2 separate regions of the Homo sapiens genome follow, and region 2 is linked to region 1. Evidence: read pairs that join two places in POLR2A ChIA-PET (ENCODE). Cell type or tissue: IMR-90. All regions are shown on one strand. Links, peaks and the distances in the headings refer to the core of each region. The heading gives the core; the rest is flanking DNA.

Region 1 (9,240 bases), core at 728-8,727:
GTTCTGAAATTGAGGCAGTAATTAATAGCCTACCAACCAAAAAATGTCCAGGACCAGACGGATTCACAGCCGAATTCTACCAGAGGTACAAAGAGGAGCTGGTACCCATCCTTCTGAAACTAATTCAAACAATAGAAAAAGAGGGACTCCTGCCTAACTCATTTTATGAGGCCACCAACATCCTGATACCAAAACCTGGCAGAGACACAACAAAAAAAGAAAATTTCAGGCCAATATCCCTGATGAACATCAATGCAAAAATCCTCAATGAAATACTGGCAACTGAATCCAGCATTAAAAAGCTTATTCACCATGATCAAGACAGCTTCATCCCTGGGATGCAAGGCTGGTTCAACATATGCAAATCAATAAATGTAATCCATCACATAAACAGAATCAATAATAAAAACCACATGATTATCTCAGTAAATGCAGAAAAGGCCTTTGATAAAATTCGGCATCTCTTCATGCTAAAAACACTCATTAAACTAGGTATTGATGAAACGTCTCTCAAAACAGTAAGAGCTATTTATGACAAACCCACAGCCAATATCATACTGAATGGGCAAAAGCTGGAAGCATTCCCTTTGAAAACTGGTATAAGACAAGGATGCCTTCTCTCATCACTCCTATTCAACATAGTATTGGAAGTTCTGGCCAGGGCAATCAGGCAAGAGAAAGAAATAAAAGATATTCAAATAGGAAGAGAGGAAGTAAAATTGTCTCTGTTTGCAGATGACATGATTGTATATTTCAAAAACCCCATTGTCTCTGCCCAAAATCTCCTTAAGCTAATAGGCAACTTCAGCAAAGTCTCAGGATACAAAATCAATGTGCAAAAATTACAAGCATTCTTATACACCAATAATAGACAGACAGAGAGTCAAATCGTGAGTGAACTCCCATTCACAATAGCTGCAAAGAGAATAAAATACCTAGGAATACAACTTACAAGGGATGTGAAGTACCTCTTCAAGGAGAACTACAAACCACTGCATAAGGAAATCATAGAGGACACAAACAAATGGAAAAATATTCCATGCTCATGGATAGGAAGAATCAATATCATGAAAATGGCCATACTGCCCAAAGTAATTTATAGATTCAATGCTAGTCCCATCAAGCTACTATTGAATTTCTTTACAGAATTAGAAAAAAACTGCTTAAATTTCATATGGAACCAAAAAAGAGCTCATATAGCCAAGACAATCCTAAGCAAAAAGAACAAAGCTGGAGGCATCACACTACCTGATTTCAAACTATACTACAAGTCTACAGTAACCAAAACAACATGGTACTGGTACCAAAACAGATATATAGACCAATGGAACAGAACAGAGGCCTCAGAAATAACACCACACATCTACAACCATCTGATCTTTGATGAATCTGACAAAAACAATCAATGGGGAAAGGATTCCCTACATAACAAATGGTATTGGGAAAACTGGCTAGCCATATGCAGAAAACTAAAACTGGACTCCTTCCTTACACATTACACAAAAATTAACTCAAGATGGATTAAAGACTTAAATGTAAGACCTAACACCATAAAAACCCTAGAAGAAAACCTAGGCAATACCATTCAGGACATAGGCATGGGCAAGACTTCATGACTAAAACACCAAAAGCCACTGAAACAAAAGCCAAAATTGACAATTGGCATCTAATTAAACTAAAGAGCTTCTGCACAGCAAAAGAAACTATCATCAGAGTAAACAGGCAACCTACAGAATAGGAGAAAATTTTGCCATCTATTTATCTGACAAAGGGCTAATATCCAGAATCTACAAGAAACTTAAACAAATTTACAAGAAAAAAACAAACAACCCCATCAAAAAGTGGACAAAGGATATGAACAGACACTTCTCAAAAGAAGACATTTATGTGGCCAAAAGACATATGAAAAAAAGCTCATCATCACTGGTCATTAAAGGAATGCAAATCCAAACCACAATAAGATACCATCTCACACCAGTTAGAATGGCGATCATTAAAAAGTCAGGAAACAACAGATGCTGGAGAGGATGTGGAGAAATAGGCACACTTTTACACTGTTGGTGGGAGTGTAAATTAGTTCAACCATTGTGGAAGACAGTGTGATGATTCCTCAAGGATCTAGAACTAGAAATATCATTTGACACAGCAATCCCATTACCGGTTATATACCCAAAGGATTATAAATTATTCTGCTATCAAGACACGTGCACATGTATGCAGCACTATTCACAAAAGCAAAGACTTGGAACCAACCCAAATGCCCATCAATGATAGACTGGATAAAGAAAATGTGGCACACATACCCTATGGAATACTATGCAGCCATAAAAAAGGATGAGTTTGTGTACTTTGGAGGAACATGGGTGAAGCTGGAAACCATCATTCTCAGCAAACTAACACAGGAACAGAAAACCACACACTGCATGTTCTCACTCATCAGTGGGAGTTGAACAATGAGAACATATGGGTACAGGGAGGGGAATGGCACACAGCAGGGCCTGTCAGGGGGTGGGGGGCAAGAGAAGGAATAGCATTAGGAGAAATACCTAATGTAGATGACGGGTTGACGGGTGCAGCAAAGAAACCACCATGGCACATGTATACCTACGTAACAAACCTGCACGTTCTGTACAGGTATCCCAAAACTTAAAGCATCACAAAAAATAAACAAAACTATAAAAACAGAGAAGAGACACCAGAAAGTCTGCCAAAAAAAAATCTGCAACCTAATTACTAATTCTAATCTCATTTCTCAGTTGAAAAACACACTTAATTATTAGTAGCTCAGCTGGGGACTAATGAAAACTTGTCAAACAGCCGTGAAAGGAACAGAATCTCCAGTTCACACCTACATTACAGAAATCCCCTCCTCTGGCCTTTTTCAATGAGTAAACACTTATTTTTGGCAGTGTTGGCTTGGGAATAGTGTCTCTATAGAAACCACTGCCTGGGTGAACACTTTCCTTGGGAATGAGCAGCTTCTCAACGTTTATATGTCATCTTAATTGATAGAACAAGTAGATCTTTCAAGATCTCCAAGCCTTTTTGTCAGCTGGCAGGTTAAATTCTAAATTAGACGCAACACCTGAATGAGCATGCGAGCTGAGAAGCTTCAGTGTTTTCATGACAACCAAGAATGCCACGTCTCCATACAAATGTTAATTCAACTGTCATCGTGGGTTTTTATATACCATTAGTTTTATTTTCAACTTTGAGTGGAAATGAAGTGACATTTTGGGATTTCCTTTGGGATTTCAAAGCCATTTTTGGTTATTGTTGTTGTGTTTCTTCCTGTGCTACCACCCCAAGCTGGGTGCTTTCAGAGCTGTAGGTGTCGTGGGACTCAGTTCCCTCAGTACATCTCCAGAAACTCTGAGCAAGCTTTGGGGACTGGATCAAGAACAGTGAAGATCTGGAGCACCTCCCATTTCATGCCTTGGAGTCTTGACAGATTCTCAAACAGAATGCTGTAAACCCACTTTATCAGTTTGTTAAGAATAAAGAGAAATATATGAAAGCCCCCAAATGTATCACCCCAGTGCCATTATACCCAGAAATATCTTCCATTTGACACCTAAACTATAAGATGTACAATGTTATTGCTTTTTTCCTCCCTCCACCCCCCAATGTATGGATAATTGTCAAAGTTCCAGAGTACCACCTGGCCTCTGGGGAAAGTGGAATGGTAGATTGGGGGGAGGAACATTTTCTTATAGGTCAGCTATAATGGCCAGTCTTAGCGAGCTGAATATTATTGTGCCTGATATGTTTGAGTGAACCAAGAAGCAAAAACAACTCTATGCTCTGGATTGGAAATCCTAGCGAGGTTGGTATCCAGGCAGGATGATAGGAAATATATCTTAATTTTGAACAAAGCACTTTGCTTAGAATGCTAGGTGAATAGGCAAATCGCGATGCAGAGCTGCTCAGGGCTTTCTGATTCGTGGCTGTGGCACGGGTAGCTTTGGCCTCGTTTAGAAATGGCAGTTTGAATTCTCACCATGAAGTGCTCCCAGTGTTCTGATAAGAAGAGCAACACTCTCTGTTCTGAAGCATATGTTGTTTCTGCTCTTCAGGAGGGATGGGGACAAAGAGCCCAAATGAACGCACACACTTTTTAATATTTTGGAAGCAGTGTGTGCCTCTAAATTCACTTGAGGCTTGCTCACTTTTTCATTTCCTGTGTAGATTCATTCTTAGATTGGAAATGACTTCATTACCCACATATTCAGATTAATTCCTGAGTCATGCCTGGCTTCTTCTCTTAAAAACAGATAACAAATCTGGACTTTGAGAGCTAGAGCTTGACCATTTTTCAATCTGAATATATTCAGGATAAGATGTTCCCTAAAGATCACCTGCGACGGGACCACTTCTGATTTATTAGGCAGGCTGAGCATCCCAAATCACGCAGAGAAAAGAAACAATAATAATTCAACAAAATGACTACCATTTATTGTCTGCTAGATTCCAGGCATTTTGCACATATTAACCTCACGTTAGCTGCACAACAATCCTGTGAGTTAGATTTTATTTTCAGATGAAGAAGCTTGTTTCAGAAATTAACTTGCCCAGGCCACACGCAGCATGCAGTGGTCAAGCTAAGATGCGCACCTGAGTCAGACTGACTCTTGAGACAGACGGTTACATACTGCCTTATGAAAGGACTATTTATGCAAAGCAACTCTCAAATGCTGAAGAGCCGAGAAACCAAAGAAGGCAGACAAATCCAGTTTGTCTGAATTGGGTGATGTATTGAGAGAACTTACAGACAGAAGCATGGTCTTGGGTGGCTGCAAGACAGGTAGGTCTCCGTGCTGTTGTCCCTCAGACCCAAGGCCTATATATCACAGGAAAGGGGTGTATGTGTTCTACCAAGACAGTTAAAGGCAATTCTCCACAACAGGCAAGAATGCTGTGTGTGTCCTAGCCTGTAACTTGTGTGATAGCATCAAGGTTGCTTTTTTCTTGCACTAGGAACAGTAAATAAAGTAGAAACCAGGAGGCATTGACAGGACTGGGGCTAATCAGAAGTCAACATGGCGGATTGGCATTCAAGATGGAGTCACTTTTGTCTCCACATATACTAAGCAATGCTGCATCACCAGTCAATAAGCCACATGGCATGGCGTACTTTTGCTTGTACCTGTGAGTTTAGTATTTAGTATTTTTGTTTGTGTTCTAGAAGACTGTGGCTCTCTATTACAGCTAAGCCTACTAGAATCCTTCATAATAATGGAGATGCAAACACTGGATGAAAAGAAATTGAATGGTGATAAATAGAAACCATATTATGTGAAACTCAGAGAAGATATTCTTATTAACTAAATGAGACTGTAGCCTGGAATATGAGAGCCAATCCTTCGTAGTTATTGAAATGCCAACATGAACAGAGTCCTATAGTATGGTCCTTAGCAGAATTCATTATAAGTTATTGGTTAACAACTACTAGAGGAGGTTCGAATGTTTGTGAAATACAACTACAAGGGGTCAGTTGTACTCTGTGAGGTACAGTTGTTTGAAATTGTGAAACAACATACAGTTGTAACCGTGTTTGAAAGAAGACATTTTAGAAAAATACTGGAGAATGAAATCTCATTTTAAAATATCTTCCCTTAGTTTTTCTAAGAAATAGGATGAAGTATTGTAGGGCAACTGTGGCACACAAGAAAAAGGGTTGTCATTTGCACAGATTGCAGTGCAAGTGGTGCCAGCTGGATTTGCACAACAGGGGCAGCCCTCACTGAATTAGGAGAAATCCTAAGAATCTTCTCTACTTAGACATATGTGGCTTTATGTTGGTTTCTGAGCAACTGGGTAGATGATGGTGCCATTTAGTGAGATGCAAAATATTAGGGAAGGAATGAGTTTGCTTGGGGGAAAATAAAGGGTTCTGTGGGGAGGTTGAGTTTTAGAGGATGACTATGCTGTTGGGTACATGAGACTGGAGTTGTGGGGAGAGGTTGGGACAGGAGATAGAATTTGGGGAGTTATCAGTTTATGGATAATCCTTAATGCCATGAAACTGAGGAAGATGTCTTAGGGAGAATGGAGAGAAAAAAGAGGCTCAGGACTGATGTCTTCCAACATTTAGAGGTCAAGAAAAAGCAAAGGAGCCAGCAAAGGAGACTGACAAGGGAGCAGCCAGTGCAGTTCAAGGAAAACTAGGAGTTTAACGTCTAGGATGGAAACAACTGAGAAGAGCGCATCAAGAAGGAGAGCCAAAGTCTGGGGCACATGCTGCTGAGCATTAGCAGAGTCCCACTGACTCTCTCTTCCTTGTTTTTCTAAATATGCTTCCTTCTCCCCAAACCCATGACTCTTCTCTTAGTCCAGAAATACAATGGCCTTTCAATGAAGTGCCTCGCCTCTTGATTCAGCTTCCTACAATCCACACTGCATGCTATCCTGTGTGGGCAATTTCTCTAAAATGCCAACACTATTATGTCACACCCAGATTTAAAACTGTGCAATGGCTCTCCATTACCCATAAAATAGAATCCTAACTTATTAATATTTCCTATGAGGCTATCACCTGGAGCTTAACTCCCTCCCCAACAGATCCAGCATTATCGTCTCCCACACATCCTGTGCTATACCCCAATTCACCACATCTAATGTGCCATGCTTTTTTTCTTTAACCTCCATGGAGTTCCTCTTGGCTGGTACTGTTCCATCTGGCTGAAATACTTTTCCCCACTCTAGTCCTTCTGACACGTCTCAGTATATAGTTCTCAGTTCTAGAGTTATTTTCTCTGTAAAAGTTTCCCCTGATCTCCCCTAAACATATTAGACATTGTCCATTCTACTATCCCATAACTTGCCATAAACACCTCAATTATAGCACTGTCCATGCTCAAATGGTATTTCTTGAGCACTGGTTTTTAATGAGTCGCTAATCCCCCGAGAGAGAGAACATTTTCGTGGAAGTATAGTCATATAGACATTAGAACTTTTATAAAATCTTTGAGGTCTTGTTCTTTCAATGTATACGTATGGGCTTCTCACAGGAACCAAATGCTGTACATGGCACTGGGAGCATTAAAAAGAAAATCCATGGGCCCCACTCGTAAGGAACTTATGGTTTAATCATATTATAAAAAGCAGTTGCAATACACATGGAGAGTGCTATAATTGAGGTGTTTATGGCAAGTACGGGACCATTTGACCCAGCCATACCATTACTGGGTATATACCCAAAGGATTATAAATCATGCTGCTATAAAGACACATGCACATGTATGTTTATTGTGGCACTATTCACAATAGCAAAGACTTGGAACCAACCCAAATGTCCAACAATGATAGAATGGATTAAGAAAATTAAGAAAATGTGGCACATATACACCATGGAATACTATGCAGCCATAAAAAATGATGAGTTCATGTCCTTTGTAGGGACATGGATGAAGCTGGAAACCATCATTCTCAGCAAACTATTGCAAGGACAAAAAACCAAACACTGCATGTTCTCACTCATAGGTGGGAATTGAACAATGAGAACACATGGACACAGGAAGGGGAACTTCACAAACCGGGGACTGTTGTGGGTTGGGGGGAGGGGGGAGGGATAGCATTAGGAGATATACCTAATGCTAAATGACGAGTTAATGGGTGTAGCATACCAACATGGCACATGTATACATTGTAACAAACCTGAACGTTGTGCACATGTACCCTAAAACTTAAAGTATAAAAAAAACAAAAAACAAAAAACAGTGCTAACTAACCTGGCTCTTACCTGCACGTTTGGGATGAATGTAGTGCCCAAATAGTGCCAGATTACGGGCCCCTGGTCATTGTTCTGTTTTGTGATTCACCAGAGGCCATTTCTGACCATTTCCTTCAGGTGCTCAAAATTGTGAGCCATGCAGCTAGCTCCTTACATTAGGAAAAAAACCTGCTCATCCCATTTATTGGAAGCCCAGAGCGATATTACTTCAATTAAATTGATTCAGTATTTGTCAAAGTTCTCCCAGCTACAGAAATCGCGCCTTGAAACAATCAGAAGGAAAATTTAACCTGGCAAGACTCTACATTTTTATTAATATAATTTTTAAAGACAGTGCCTTATATAACCCAGTCATAATCCCTCTAGGATAAGATAGAGAGAGGGGAGGGAAAAAGACTACATTAGCTTGGAGTTGAAATCATTTATTGTGAAGATTCATGGAAAGCACTATAAAGTCAGATTCTGGCATTTAAGAAAATAGAAAATACTTTAGTATTTCCCTGGCACTAGGTTACATAATAGTAGGCACATGGTCACCCTGTCTTGTTTTTTTCTGTCTTTGCACCTAAAAAAAAGCTATTTCAAGATAATCTACTGCTGAAAAATCAAAAAGATAAAGTTCAGGCTTCAGAGTGTTATTAAAGCAGGCACTTTGACCTCTCAAAACTTGACCTCTTAGAGGCCAACTATTCTAGCTCTTCCCTCTGTGTTTCATCAGAAGTAATTGAAACATACCAGAAGACTGAGAATCTGTTCTATTTTTAGAGGCCTAGAAAATAAATCTCCATCATTAACTCATTTCCCTCTACACTAACCCTCTGAAACTTCTTCCGCATGTCCAAAGGCCCTCAGGCTTCCTTTGCCTTCCTCCAAACCTGATCAACACCATCCATAAAACCACTTCTTGCTATTGGAATGCTCTTGGCTGCACTTAACAGAAACCCTGATGTAAACTAACTCAGGAAACTTACCATATCTCCCCACAGCAAATCTGAGGTCATGTGGACTCTGGAGTTGTTTGATTTTGTGACTCAAGAATATCCTTGAGGATACCAAGCTCAGAACTTGTTTTAACTTGTTTTAATGTCAGGCTGGTAGCAAGATCCAGTACACATGCAGACAGGACAAAATCCAGAGAGAGAAGAGCCATCGCTTCTTCCTACGTATCCTCTTAGAAAAAAGAAAGCCTTTTTTGGAAATTCATCAGCAGACTTCCTTCCACGTTTCTTGGTCACAATTGGCTATTCTTGAACCAGGTATTGCAAAGAAGGACAAAATGTTCACATTCAACTGATCACAAGTAGCATAGACCACAAAGACCACTACATCTGTTTGTCCTTCCTTCTGCTGTTTCTATCTGGCCTCCGGCCCTGGTATAGGGTATGTACCCTATACAGTTTACTCCACTAATTGGGAAGAAAGATGAAAAAGAGAAGGAAAAGAGAACAAATAGGAGTGCAGGGATAGATCAAGACTGTAATTCGGTATACAACTTAAAAGTGGAAGAA
Region 2 (9,240 bases), core at 687-8,686, 460 kb before region 1:
TCTCAAGTAGCTGGGATTACAAGTGCGCACCACCATGCCTAGTTAATTTTTGTATTTTTAGTAGAGATGGGGTTTCACCATGTTGGCCAGGCTGGTCTCGAACTCCTGACCCCAAGTCATCTGCCCGCTTCAGCCTCCCAAACTGCTGGGATTACAGGCATAAGCCACCACGCCAGGCCATCAGGGAGTACTTCTAAGAGGAAGTAACATTTGAGTTCTCTGATATGTTGCAGTTAGCCAGACAAAGATCCTGACTGGAAAGATTCTGACTGGAAAGAAGAGGTATGGGTGTTTGTGTAGTTCTAGAGCGGGGAAAACCTAGTTTGTTGAAGAACTGGAATGAATTGCAAAACCCCCTGAAGTAAAAGATACCTGAAGAGGTGGGCAGAAGTGGAGTCATGAAGAGCTCTGTGACCTTCTAAGCCAACTTAAAGTCAAGTATTTTGTTTATGGATTTAATTTTTTTTACAGTTATAATCACAATGTCCCCAGTAAAGAAACCATAATATAGCTCATGTTGTTTTTGTTCTTAATTAGCTTGTTAACTTCATGGTACATTGACCACTTAAAAATGAGATTTATTCTTCTCATTAACTTTAAAATGTTTGGAAATGAATTGCTTAATATCAGAAAACATTTCTTATGCTTTTTGAGAGAGGAAAATAGGTGAGCGTCTATTTATTATCTGGTGATGTCTATGTGCTGGAGTCTTGGTTCTCCCTATTTCATGATTCCTGATAAAAGACTTATGCCTCCGTTCTTGTAGCCCATTCAGAGACCAGGTTTAGGCGTGAGTGCCACCAAACAAATTAGAGTTTTTGCCAGAGTATGGAATTCCAAGTCTTATTTTCAGGCCCCTAGGCATCTGTGCCAATTGTGTGAGTTGCACTAACGACTAGTAAGTGAGTGGTCATTGCTCTGCTAAATCTTGGATATACAAATTTAGGGGGTCTCAACACATGAACAGGATGGGGAACAGGCAGAGAGGCAAAGCTGTGTTTGTGAGGAACCAAGAGAGGCAAGGCTTGATTCCTGAGTTGTTTGGATATATGCTGTCCAGAAAGTGGGGTGAATATAGTACCCCATCCTGAGGAGATTGGAGCTCTGTGCAGCCAAGAGAAATGGCCCCATAACAGGTAGCCAGAAGCTCAGGGCTCTCTATTCACAGCCAGAATAGAGGCTGTCACAATCCTGGGGAAATTTGTTGATTTCTTTATTCATTCATCCAATAAATATGCCATAGAGACAGGGCAGTAAAACACACAATGACAACAACAAAACAGACAGAAAACTCTGCCTTCATGAAACTTATACTCTAGTGATGCAGATAGAATCCAGTAATATGTAGTGAAAAAAAAAATTCATGACCACACTGGGTTTACTCCAAGAATGCAATTTTGTATTTTGGTCTTATGTGAAAAAATCAGTCAAAGAATGAAAGAGAATAATTACATGTCACTTCAATAGTTGCACAAAAAAAATTAGTAAAATTCAATACCCAAGCATGATTTGAAAAAACAAACACTCTTAGCAAACTCGAACTATAAGGGAATTTTCTTAACCTAATTAAGGATATTTACAAAAGAACCTTTGATGAATATCATGCTTAATAGTAAAATGTTGAAAGCTTTCTTTTTAGGATTTATAACAAGACAAGCATTGTCTTTTATTACTACTTTTATTCAATGTGCAAAATTGAAGGACACCGAAGGCCCTGGCCAGTGCAGTATGAAAGAAAAATAAATAAATGACAAAGTTATTGGAAATAAAGAAATAAAACATCATTATTCACAAATATGATTATATCTGTGGAAAACTGTGTGAAAATAAATAAAATTTAAAAGCTCTTGGAACCCTGAAAATATTTTAGGCTTTGAGAGATATGTGACTGTGATCTGAATCACATGTAGTTACAACCTCTATTCTCAGATTATAGATTAACCTGCTTTCTTGTTTTTCTTGTTCTGTGCAATGACTAGAGAGAATTAAACAATGCCAAAGACAAAACCTCCTGCCTTCTTCATTAATGACCCTTGTTATAGATTAACTTCCCCATTTTTGTCTTGATTTGCTAGATAAGATGACAGAAAACTCATGACTATTACTCCCTCTGGAAAAAAAAAAAAGAAAGAAAGAAAAAAAAAAGTTAAATGTACCCTTCCCAGAATAAACACAGCCTATAACCAATCAAATTGCTGTAACTATGCACCAACCTTATATGGAAAAATGTTGTAATCCTCCTAAAAACTCCCTGTCTCTGCCTACATAAATGAAACCTTAAGTTCCTTACTTCGGCATACTTACTCTAGTCCTCTGCAGTTGGTGTTTCCAGGTAGGCTATCTTCAAATGTTGCTCTTGAATCAACTATCCTTAAATTAGATTCTTAACATTTTATTATTTTAGGCTGACAGTTGAAAAGAACCTACAGCCAAATCAAAAGAATTCATAAGTGAGTTTAGCAAAGTTACTAGAAACAATATTTAAAAATTTATTTGAATTTTTCTATACAAGCAATAAAAAAAACAAAAAGATGTTATTTATAACAGCTTCAAAAATATCAAATAACTAAAAATAAGTCTAGCAAAAGATATGCAAGGCCACCATGCCAAAAACTATAAGACACTATTAAGATAAAAAAAATAAGACCTAAATACTCTAACTGATAGAAAAGACTAATTCATGGATTGCAGAAATCAAATTGTAAAGGATAATTCTTCCCAGATGGATCTAGATATCCAATGTAAACACCTTTGATTATTTTTTTTTAAATGAAACTTGACAAGTGAGTCTACATTTAACTAGAAATTCCAAGGGTCAATAGCTAAGAAATGTTTTACACGAGTAACAGTGGATTCTGATTATCAAGACTATAATGCTTCGGTAGTAATACATTGGCACAAGTTAAGAGATTGGATGAGGATTATAAGGATAGACAAGTTAACCAATGAAATAGAAAGAGAGCCAAAAACAGACTTAACCACACATGGGTGCTTGATTTATGAGAAAGGTGGTATCATAGACCAGTGGGGAGAAAGGGATCTTGTTGATAAATAATATTGGGACAATTGAATATCCATATTAAGAAAAAATTTGACCCCTGCCTGACACAATAAATAGATATTAATTTTAAATTTTTAGGCATAAATATGAAAGAAAAAAGCAAAAAATATTAAGATGATACAGTAGGAGAATAGTTTCATGATTTTAGAGTAAGAAAAGAATTAAAATAGGACATAAGAAACGCTAACTATAAAGGAACCAAGCCACATACGTACATTGAAATTATTAACTTCTGTTTGCCAAAAGACACCTTTAAAAACGAAAAGGGAAGAGCAGAGTGGAAGAAAATATTTACAACACAAACAAAAGTTAAAAGTCTCTTACCTCAAATATATAAATAACTTCTACAAATTAATAAGAAAAGATTAACAATTCAGTAGAACAATGAGTCAGAGCAAATCACAAGAGGCTATTCAAATGGCCAATAAATCCTATGATGTTAAAATTCCTCAGAAACAATCAAAAAGTGAAAAACAAACTGGACCCAGAAGAGCAGAAGCCTGTGGTTGAAAGGAAAACAGAGCAGGGAGAAGGAAGATCAGGACAGTATTGAGAGGGTATACCAGCACTGGGTTAAAACAATCTGGGTGACGTTCAGTAAAGCTCCATTATTTTTAACTGGGATTTTTGGGGCCAGCCACTGAAGTGGGAAGGTTTATCCCTTTCCTGTGGGTCTTTGGATTTTCATTAAATCTTTCCCTATTCCCTTAAACAAATTTTGCCCTTCTGTCATCTAGTCCACTTCCTCTCTGTTGGTGGCTAAATGGGATCATCCTGGAGGAAACTTAAGGCTATTTCATTTCCCATTTTAAGTGCCTTTTGGGGCTGAACAGAGATCTGCAGTTGATTTGTTAGCTGGCAGAAGTGTGGACAGTGAAAATTGCAAATTGATTTTTTCTTGAAGGGTCAGCTATTGGCTCACATTTTCAGGTAATCAGTTATGATGCTATCAAATAAAGCCACTTGCAATAGTGGCCATCTAATAATAACAAATGTAGATTACCCCACACATTATTTAACTCTCTAAAACACTAGCTTGTGGCTGCAGGTACAAAACTCCAGTGAGAAAATCTTGCAAAAACATTTGGTGCAAAATCAATGATAAAATCTTTCACAGCATTTTAAGAGTAACTGTAAGAAGAAAGCAATTGTAGTTATTCATTTAATCGTTTTTCTAAATAGAGTCTACACATGAGCTGAACTCTTCATTTGGAATGAAATAATCCTTTTGAAAATTTTACTCTGCATTAGATTTTATCCCAAGTGGCCCAAGAAGCACTATCTAATATGACTAACAACCACACATCTATAACTAGTACAACTCCAACTATAACTTTGTAGGACCTATTGAAGTGGTTGACTTATGCTTATTAAAATATTAAATAAGAATGAAACCAGTCATTCTTTGGAAGATTCCAAATAATGTTGTAGAAACTTCTATTCATTTATATATTCCAAGATATCTTCCATAAAGTGGATAAGATTTTTAAAAAGATGTAAAAGGACCAATTTTGAGTGTGGCCCAACCAGACTCAATTCTGGAAATCAATTCTTACACATTATCAATTATTCATATTAATATATCATTATATATATATAACTTTTTACACTGATTTATTTATTTTATTTGACACTATAAAATAAAGCAACCTAAAATAAAGTCAGTATTGCCTTGGAGAAATATTCTGTTAATCTTTCCATTCTGAAAATGAATGCCATAGGAGAATGACGAACAACAGAAAATTTATTAGCGTAATGAAAGAAAATTTAAAGTACTCCCCTAAATGCATAGAAGTAGACTATGCCCTGAAACTGTTTTTGAGTAGAAACTTTCTGAATATTGAGTTACAATGGTGCATTTGATCTAACAAAAAAGATGAAAATATAAAGAATTAATTGTCTCAATTCCAGAGAATATTGTATATAGTTGTGTATATAGTTGTGAAAAAACTGGACAGCACTTTTTTCATATTAGTTCACATTCACAAAGTTCATAACAATACAATATGACTCATAGTTGTTCATTACTAGGACCTTGAACTACAAAGAAACCCGCAGAATATTCCTTGGCAGCTCTGGCTTCATGGATATATGACTTTGCATTCATACACGAATCTTAAGCTTGGAAAATCAGCTGAGCGCAGTGGCTCACACCTGTAATTCTAGTACTTTGAGAGGCAGAGGTGGGCAAATCACCTGAGGTCCGGAGTTCAAGACCAGCCTGGCCAACATGGTGAAACCCCATCTCTACAAAAAATACAAAAATTAGCCAGGCATGATGGTGTGCGCCTATAATCATAGCTATTCAGGAGGCTGAGGTGGGAGAATCACTTGAACCTGGGAGGTGGAAGTTGCAGTGAGCCAAGATTGTGCCACTGCACTCCAGCCTGAGCAACAGAGCAAGACCCTGTCAAGAAAGAAAGAGAGAGAGAGAGAGAGAGAAAGAGAAAGAAAGAAAGAAAGAGAAAGAAAGAAAGAAAGAAAGAAAGAAAGAAAGAAAGAAAGAAAGAAAAGAAAGAAAGAAAGAAAGAAAGAAAGAAAAAAAGAAAGAAAAGAGACCCTGCAGTACGAAAACTGAACTGTGATTTATCCATATGTTATGCCCCTCTATTTCATAAATATTAAGAAAAATCATTTTGACTGTGATTAAATGTATATATACTGAGCCAAATATTTTTCTTTCAACTATTTTCCCTTCCTTCCCCCTTCTTCCTTGGATTTTTTTTCTCCTTAACATTGACTATGGTCTATATATATGTGTGTGTAGGTCTAGTACTGAGCTCTCTATGATGTTCCATTTACCTTTCCTTGTGCCATATACAATGTCTTAATTACTATAGCTTTATAATAAAGTTTGATATTTGATCATACAAGTTCCCATCTTGTTCTTTAGAACTGTCTTGGTTATTTTTGGTCCTTTGCTAGTCTATATAAATTTTAAAATCAACTTGTGATGTTGGGATTCTAGGAGTGTTAATCAATTCATGAAAATTAATGTCAATACAATATTAAATCTGACTATCCATGAATATGGTATATCTCTTCATTTGTTTAGGTTTTATTTAATGTCGTTTAATAAAGCTTTATAATTTTTACCAGATATGGGCTTACACATCTCCCACTAGATTTTTTTTCTCTTGGATAAAATATTTATTTTTATTGTAATTTAAAATAGTATAAATATTTTTAAAGTTTTTTACTTTTTAAATATTTGTTTACAGTTCATTTTTGAGGTAAATATACATACAGTAAAATAGACAAATACAAGTGCACAATTTGTTGAATTTTGACAAATGCAAACAAACGTAGAGGTAAGAATGTTTTACATAGTATAATCTTTTTAATAACATTTTTAGCTGATCATTGCTGGTGTATAAAAATGCAATTTCCTTTTTATTTTGTAGACAATTATACTACCCATAAATAATGACCAGTTTGTTTTGTTTCATTCTAACTCCTAATTCCTTTTATTTTACTTTTTTATTCACATTACTATACCATCTAGGCCATTTAGTAGAGTGTTAAACAAATGTAGTAATAATAAACATCTTTACCTATTTTATATTAAACTTAAAATTTTTCACCATTAAGTATAATATTGCTGTAGTTTTTTGATAATATTTACACGTTTAAGAAATTTTTCTTCCATTATTAGTTTGCTTAAGATTTTCTAAACCATAAACGGATATTAAATTTTATCTAATACAATGTGTCTACTTAGCTCATTATATAGCTTTCATTCTTTAATATGTTAATGGTGCAGCGGGGTGCGGTGGCTCACGCCTGTAACCCCAGCACTTTGGGAGGCTGAGGTGAGTGGATCACAAGGTCAGGAATTCAAGACCAGCCTGGCCAACATGGTGAAACTCAATCTCTACTAAAAATACAAAAATTAGCTGGGCGCAGTGGCAGGTGCCTGTAATCCCAGCTACTTGGGAGGCTGAGACAGGTGAATCACTTGAACCCAGGAGGCAGAGTTTGCTGTGAGCCCAGATCGTGCCACTGCACTCTAGTCTGGGAGACAGAGTGGGACTCCATCTGAAAAAAAAAAAAAAAAAAAGAAATATGTTAATGGGGCATGAGTTGGTTAGCCAACTGCACAGTTTGAGGTGGCATAGTCCACGCAAGACTGTCCTCACTTTTGACAGCAATTGCAAGTTTAGGGGCTTCCTAAAACCACCTTCAGGTTACCTAATCCACAAGGACTCCTGGAACTCACTAAAAGTTGTTATAATCCAGGTTAGAGTGTATTACAGGAAGGATACAGATTAAAGTCAGTCAAGGAGGGGCACCTAGAGCAGAGTCCAGGAAAAGTATCAAACATGTAGCTTCTGTTTTTCTTTCTCCATGGAGTCCTGGACACATTACTTTTCAAATATCAAAGTATAACAATGTGCACAAAATATTGCTAATGAGGAAAGCTCAGCAGAGCCAGGTGTTCAGACTTTTTATTGAGGCTCCATGATGTAGACATGGGCGATTGCCAATGTGGCTGATTTCAATCTTCAGCCTCCACCCTCTCCAGACATGACCCAAATCCCCCACGCTAAATCACATTTCTGGTCTTTCTGGTGTAGCCATTCTCCATCTTAAATCATATTTTTAGACAATCTGGTGACCCAAGGCTCACAGCCAAACAAAGACACTCCTATCAACCATGATATTCCATCAATTTACCCATCACCTCTCAGAAGCCAAGGACAAAGACCAGACTTCTTTTCGGACAAAGTTGAATTCTTTACTATGTGTGGGGTGAATAACATAATTTAACTTTCTAATATTAAATCAACTTTGTATTCCTGAAATGAATTCAACTTGATAATAAAATATTTACTTTTTTATACATTATATAATTTGGCTTTATAAGATTTTGTTTAGGATTTTTATATCTATGTTCATGAATAAGACTGGTCTGTAAGTTTTCTACTTTATGCTGTCCTTGCCTAGTTTTGCTATCAAGATTATGCTAACCTTATAAAATAAGTTTGGGGATGTTTCCTCCTCTTCTATAACCTAAAAGAGTTTTTGTAAAATTGAAATTATTATTTATTAAATATTTGGTTGAACTTGTCCTTTAGTAATTGGTAGTACATATTAAGGAAATACGCACATCAATGGACATGTTCAGGAAAAATGAGTGTTGAATTTTATCTCTTTTTTTTTTTACATATTTTAAGATTACCTTATAATTTTTTTCTTTACAATGTTAATGTCATATATTCATAGGTCTTAAATGTTGAACCATTTACTATCTTTTTGTTTTGTGTGTTGCTGGACTTGATTTGCAAATATTTTTATGAAATAATATTTATAAGTATAATTGACCTACTATTTTTATCTTGCATTACTCTTATTTTATTATCAAAATTATACTAAATGTATAAATAAACTAAATAATTTTTTTCTTTTTTTCTATAGTAGTTCGTATAAAATAAAGATTGTTTCTTAAAGATTTAGTACTGCCATAACCAATTACTACAAACTAGGTGGCTTAAAATGCTAGTAATTTATTCTCTCACACATCTGGAGGCCAGACTTCCAAAATCAAGGTGTCAGCAGGGTTAGGTTAGTTCCTTCTGGAAGCTTTAAGGGAAAAACATTCCATGCTTCTCTACTAGTTTCTAGTGTTGCTGGCATGTCTTGGAGTTTTTTGGCTTGTGGTAGCGTAGTTCCAATATCTGCCTCCAGTTTCCCATCACCTTCTTTCCTGTGTGTCCCTCTATGTCATCTCTTCTTACAAGGACAACAGTTATTGGATTTAAAATTCAACCTAAATCCAGGATGATTTCATCTTAAGATCCTTAACAAATTATATCTACAAAGACCTTACTGGCAAAAACATGACATTTTAAAGTTTGGGTGCACGTTACTTTGTATGGGATACTATTCAATCCCTTCCAATTGCCTGAAATACAAAAATATGCCAGGTATAATTCCAAAATATAAAAGAAAAACAGTCTTGCTAAGTGAGACTTTTGAATTACTTGATACTTTGTCTTGGATCTGAGGAAATGAAGTATATTTGAGGTATAATTGCTTTAAAAAGTACTCCAGTGGATAAAAGTAGGTGAGTAGAGAAGAAAGAGTGTTAACAGCCATTAGTGGTGGCTTCTGGAAAGGACAATTACTGATCAGACCATCTGTTAATTCTACCAGACAGTTTAATGTGCAAATGTAAA

Evidence for each region. Peaks named below come from ENCODE experiments on the same cell type or tissue, not always from the same donor. Only the 100,000 strongest peaks of a DNase experiment are listed, where the experiment ranks them.
Region 2: POLR2A ChIA-PET joins it to region 1 with 6 read pairs; 2 of 35 experiments call an interaction of 5 or more read pairs at or near these places.

The regions. Positions count from the first base shown.
Region 1 is chr12:47,501,036-47,510,275 of GRCh38, forward strand. No RefSeq gene overlaps it. Among named protein-coding and RNA genes, the nearest start is that of LINC02156, 91 kb to the left of the region's middle. In IMR-90, for the core only: no CTCF peak of the experiment used is centred there; DNase peaks (open chromatin) are centred at 4,216 and 8,636; H3K27ac peaks cover 341 bases.
Region 2 is chr12:47,036,385-47,045,624 of GRCh38, forward strand. No RefSeq gene overlaps it. Among named protein-coding and RNA genes, the nearest start is that of PCED1B, 39 kb to the right of the region's middle. In IMR-90, for the core only: no CTCF peak of the experiment used is centred there; no DNase peak of the experiment used is centred there.